Linked DNA regions of Homo sapiens: region 1 is linked to region 2. A link is an interaction called in ENCODE POLR2A ChIA-PET data of the cell type or tissue named here. Cell type or tissue: PC-9. All regions are shown on one strand.

Region 1 (2,500 bases), 1.0 Mb after region 2:
CCCAGAGTGGTTCTGAATTCCTTGCCTCAGGCGGTCCTCCGCCTCAGCCTCCCAAAATGGTGGGATTACAGGTGAGCGCCACAGTGCCTGGCCAAAGCTCGTTTTGATCCTCATTCATATGTCATTGTCCTCAGAGAGGCTGTCAGCTGGGAAAAGTTATTCTCCTGGGCCCTTGAGGCCAAGGTAGATTCAGAACTGAGGATACTTCTGTGTATCATGTGATACCATTCCAGCCACTTGTCTTCCTCAGCTACTCCCACCTGCCCACCCCTCTAGAACCGACTACACCCATGAGCAGCAGTACAGAATTCCCAGGGCCTTTGGTAATGGCCAACATACTGCTTACTATATATGCCAGGTATTTTTCCAAAGTGCCTTACACGTGTTTATTCAGTCCCTACCTGAGGTAGGTACTTTTTTTTTTTTTTTTGAGACAGAGTCTCACACTGTCACCCAGGCTAGAGTGCAGCCATGCAATCTCGGCTCACTGCAATCTCTGCCTCCCTGGTTCAAATGATTCTACTGCCTCAGCCTCCTGAGTAGCTGGGACTACAGGCCTGCGCTACCATGCCCGGCTAACTTTGCATTTTTAGTAGAGACGGGGTTTCACTGTATTGGCCAGGCTGGTCTCAAACTCGACCTCATGATCCACCTGCCTCGGCCTCCCAGAGTGCTGGGATTACAGGCGGGAGCCACCACACCCTGCTGGTAGGTACTCTTTAGAGGATATTTGCCCCTTAGGCCCTGTAACAACATCTTGGGGAACTGCTTAGAAATGGGAACAGATAGAGTCTTGGCTGGGTGCGGTGGCTCATTCCTGTAATCCCAGGACTTTGGGAGGCCAAGATGGGTGGATCACGAGGTCAGGAGTTAAAGACCAGCCTGGCCAATATGATGAAACCCCATCTCTACTAAAAATACAAAAAATTAGCCAGGTGTAGTGGCAGGCACCTGTCATCCCAGCTACTCAGGAGGCTGAGGCAGATAATTGCTTGAACCCAGGAGGCAGAGGTTGCAGTGAGTAGAGACTGTGCCACTGCACTCCAGCCTAGGTGACAGAGTAAGACTCTGTCTAAAAAAAAAAAAAAAACTCATTTGAAGGCAGATGGGAATTCTGGTTCCCTGGCCTTTATCTTGGCCAAACCTAACTTCCTTGAGCCTTGTTATCTTCATGGAAGATCTCTACTATATTATCAAAAATAGTAATCTTGTACTCAAAACCTTTTGCTTTGCCAAAGCCAATTAAGTCCTAGCAAGTACCACCATAAATCAGGGTCCACATGGGAGAAAATCAAGGGCCAGGGGATGCAGGTGGTGAGACCCTGGGGCTGAGCCAGCTCCGGGCTCTGCTGGGATTCCCAGGCTTCTTGGGGGCGGGTGTGGTAAAGGGAAGGTCCGGGGAGGGAGAACTAGGCTTCTCTGAGGGCTGAGCCAAGCCCAATAGGGCCAATCGTTGGGCAGGTGGAGTGGAGAAGTAGGCCTTCTGCTCTTCTGAGTAGCGCTCCTGGGGTGTCACAGCATCCCGGTAAGTCCAATCACGCCAGTGGAAATTGAAGCCTTCGAGTAGGGCGATACGGTCAGCTCTTGTAGGTACACAGTCATGAGGTTTTCTGGGTGGCAGATCTGGCACCTCTATCCCTGGCAGCAGCACTACCCCTCGGATGGCAAACCAGCCCCCAAATCGGGGGTGTATGCACACACCTGATATGCGCTGGGGAGAGGGTGAAGAAAAGCAAGGTCATGGAGGTCCCCTTGGCACCAAGTCAACTGCCATCATTGCAAGCTAGGCCTGTTCACTTCCCACTCAGTGTACACTGACTACATAAACCTCTGTCCTTTTCTTGGCAAACCCTTTCATAAACTATTCTGAGCACAGGGAAGGGCTGGGCTTCCTAGTCTCACCACTAGTCTTAACACTGCTGTGCCCCCTGTATCCTAAGACAGTTCTGCAGACTAAGTTTTCTGATCTCACGAGTACCCAGTTAGACAACCGCATGTGACAGGACTGCCTCCCATCCAGAACAAAGCTAATTTGTTCTGGGTTGTGTCACATCCATCCAGGGAAGGCTGAGGAATGTGGGACCTGGTAGGGAGAGGCCTTTACCAGTCTATCTCAGCCTCTATTTACATTTTCCCTCTCACCTGGTTCCCCCATGGGTCAGCCTCCACATCTTGTCGTTGGTAGTAGTAAGCAGCCCCAGCTACATGGGCTGCTGTCTGGGCCAGGATCTTGGGGCGTCGGTTGGGGTGCACCTCGTAGTCAGCAATGATTTCTATCTGCAGCTCTGGGAGGCTCTGGAACAGTGGACAAAATAGAGGGTACTGTCAGCATGAGGGGAGTTATGACCTTGTCCGAGGGAGCCCTAGTTTGTTTTGTGTGTGTGAACATGGTCCTGTCCTCAGAAGGGAAAACATGACCTTAACTTGGGAGGCTCCAGTGTGGACATAGTTATAGTTATTTCCAGAAGGGCACATGTTTGAAGGGAAATACATAACACCT
Region 2 (2,500 bases):
GTCCTTGTTTCCCTCCTCATCCTCACTGGCTGGCACCACCCCCACCATCCTCAAGCCCCACCCAGACAAGTCCCTTGTTCTTTCAGGGCTCAGGGCTTTGGCAAGCTGGCTCAATCCTGCAGCTTTCTATGAGCTATGCCTCTCCCAGGGCACCCTTCTCTTTGACTTCCTGGTGAACACTGGACCCATGAGACTCAGGTCAAAAGTCTCCCTCCCAAGGGGCCTTTCTGATCTCCCTAGACTGAGCTAGGGGTCCTCTTCTGTGCTCCCACAGGTATCCTTTTTTTTGTTTGTTTTTTGTTTTTTGTTTTGAGACAGAGGCTCGCTCTGTCGCCCAGGCTGGAGTGCAGTAGTGCCGTGGCTCATTGCAACCTCCGCCTCCCAGGTTCAAGCAGTTCTTGTGCCTCAGCCTCCCGAGTAGCTGAATAGCTGGGATTACAGGCACACGCCACCACACCTGGCTAATATTTGTTATTTTTAGTAAAGACAGGGTTTTGCCATGTTGGCCAGGCTGGTCTCGAACTCCTGACCTCAGGTGATCTGCCCACCTTGGCCTCCCAAAATGCTGGGATTACAGGCGTGAGCCACTGTGCCCATCCCAAGGTCTCCATTTTTTGAACACCATATCACCCTGTGTTGTAGTGTTTTCCTTACTTGTTTCTATGTAGCCAGCTCCCAGCACAGGCATAGGCATACAGCAGGTGCTCTGTGTATGCTGAGTGCATGAGTGATTTGAACTGCAGTGTTACCAGGGTACCCTTTATGCCAGGGAAGGTGTGTCCCTTGGGGCTGAAGTACGTAGGAGGCAGTCAATGGCTCAGGCCAGGGGAGGGAGCAGTGGGAGATTTGAGGCAGATATTTGATCTCTCAGCCCCTCCCAGGGAGGCAGGGGACAAGGTGAAAGGGAGACGCTCCCCGCCCTAATCCTCAGCCCGCTGGGGAGAGAGGAATGCGTCTCCTGGGGTGGACCTGGGAAGTGGGGAGGTCAGGGCCCGCCCCTGGGAAGCCTAGCAGACAGCTGCCTGCATACATTCAGGTCTGCTGGGTTCTCCTACCAGGAAATCCGCAGACAGAGGAGACTGTCACCTCCCCTAAACCTCAGCCAGGTGCATGCACCACCTCTTCTGGCTCTTGGCCCTGCGCCGGCACTCTGGAGCACCGGGGAAGAAGGTGGAGCCAAAGCAGCCAGGACTGAGCAGAGATCTCTTGTCTTCTTTTTCTTGAAATGCAGCTGGAGGGACCAGGGTTTCACAGCAAGAACTTCCTGGCTGTGCATTTTTTCTGCACTTATTGCCTATATGTACGGTCTTGCCGTCTATCTCGCGCTGTCTCTCCTGCTCATCGTGAATGTGCTCGTACACACACAGATGCAAGCAGACACTTAGGAATTCATAGCACAGGTTCTCAGACCTGCAGATAGACTTATAACAACACAGACACACCCCAGCGCACCATGGCAGAAAGCCCTCCTTCATCCTCTGCTTGCTCACCTCTGAGGACAGAGCTCACAGCCTCTGAAGGCTTCCCTTTCCACTGGAAAATAGCTCTGGCTGTAGATCCAAATGTCTCTTCTTACCACTCCCCTTTGGCCCTGGCTTACTTGCAGTTTTCCACAGAGTCCCCTGCCTCTCTCTGTCCTGCAGACCCATCCGTCTCCCAAGCTACACTGAATACTCCCAGGCATTGCTTGTCTCAGGCGTCCCATGTCCCAGGCTACTCTGCCACTTGTGTTTGGGTGAGGTCCAAACAGCCTAGAGAAGATGGAACTGTCTCCCATTATCTGCTCCCCTGCAGCCACTCCAGAGTGGCATCCCGGCTGCAGATTAGTAAGGGCCACAGAGAGAGCTACACAGTCAGTGTGACAATGGCCAATAGTGCAGTAGGTCCGCCTCCCTCCCCACTGGCCATGGCATCAGAGGGGCAGTGAACAGACCTGGAGACACTGCCTGCTCAGGCCACTGCGGGCATCTCTGGGAATGAACATGGACTGAGGTCTGGGCTGCTGGGTTCTCTTTTATTCGCCAAGTAAGACAAAGAACAGGTCACAACATCACAGGGAATGAGACTGACAGAAGGACAGATACACAGAGTGTCATGCAGCACTACACAGGGGGCAGGCGAGGGGACAGGCAGGGGTGAATTAAGTCTTGTTTTTTTCCACTAACAGAATAAATAAATACAGTACACAGTGTCTTTGCCATGGGCTGGCACGACCTCTAAGCACAAATGGTCACAAAACAGCTGGTTTGGAAAGCAGTCTGTAGAGCCCACCAGCCTTGGAGTTGGGGTTGGGATCCGGGCCCCTGGACCATGCTCTGAGGGAGTGAGGAAACAGAGAAATGGAGACTCAGACAGCAGGGAGAGGCCAGGCATGAGGCATTCCTGGAAGGGACAGTCAGAGCTTGAGCCTCTGGCTTTCAGGCCCAGGTTGGCCCAGCAGGCCTGGGAGGGGCTCCAGCATCAGGTGTGGTGGGCCTGTACCCTCTGCCCACAAGAAGGG

What was found. Peaks named below come from ENCODE experiments on the same cell type or tissue, not always from the same donor. Only the 100,000 strongest peaks of a DNase experiment are listed, where the experiment ranks them.
Region 1: POLR2A ChIA-PET joins it to region 2 with 9 read pairs; 1 of 35 experiments calls an interaction of 5 or more read pairs at or near these places.

Annotation. Positions count from the first base shown.
Region 1 is chr1:45,508,007-45,510,506 of GRCh38, reverse strand. It overlaps MMACHC (metabolism of cobalamin associated C), which reads right to left. Exons shown (of 4, transcript NM_015506.3): 3 at 2,143-2,295; 4 at 1-1,711. The coding sequence ends at 1,292. Among named protein-coding and RNA genes, the nearest start is that of MMACHC, 9.0 kb to the right of the region's middle. RefSeq lists an enhancer at 1,453-1,542. In PC-9, no CTCF peak of the experiment used is centred here; no DNase peak of the experiment used is centred here; H3K27ac peaks cover 734 bases.
Region 2 is chr1:46,515,712-46,518,211 of GRCh38, reverse strand. DMBX1 (diencephalon/mesencephalon homeobox 1) reads right to left here. Exons shown (of 6, transcript NM_172225.2): 6 at 1,996-2,500. Among named protein-coding and RNA genes, the nearest start is that of TMEM275, 19 kb to the left of the region's middle. RefSeq lists an enhancer at 424-1,275. In PC-9, a CTCF peak has its summit at 716; a DNase peak (open chromatin) is centred at 971; H3K4me3 peaks cover 535 bases; H3K27ac peaks cover 1,277 bases.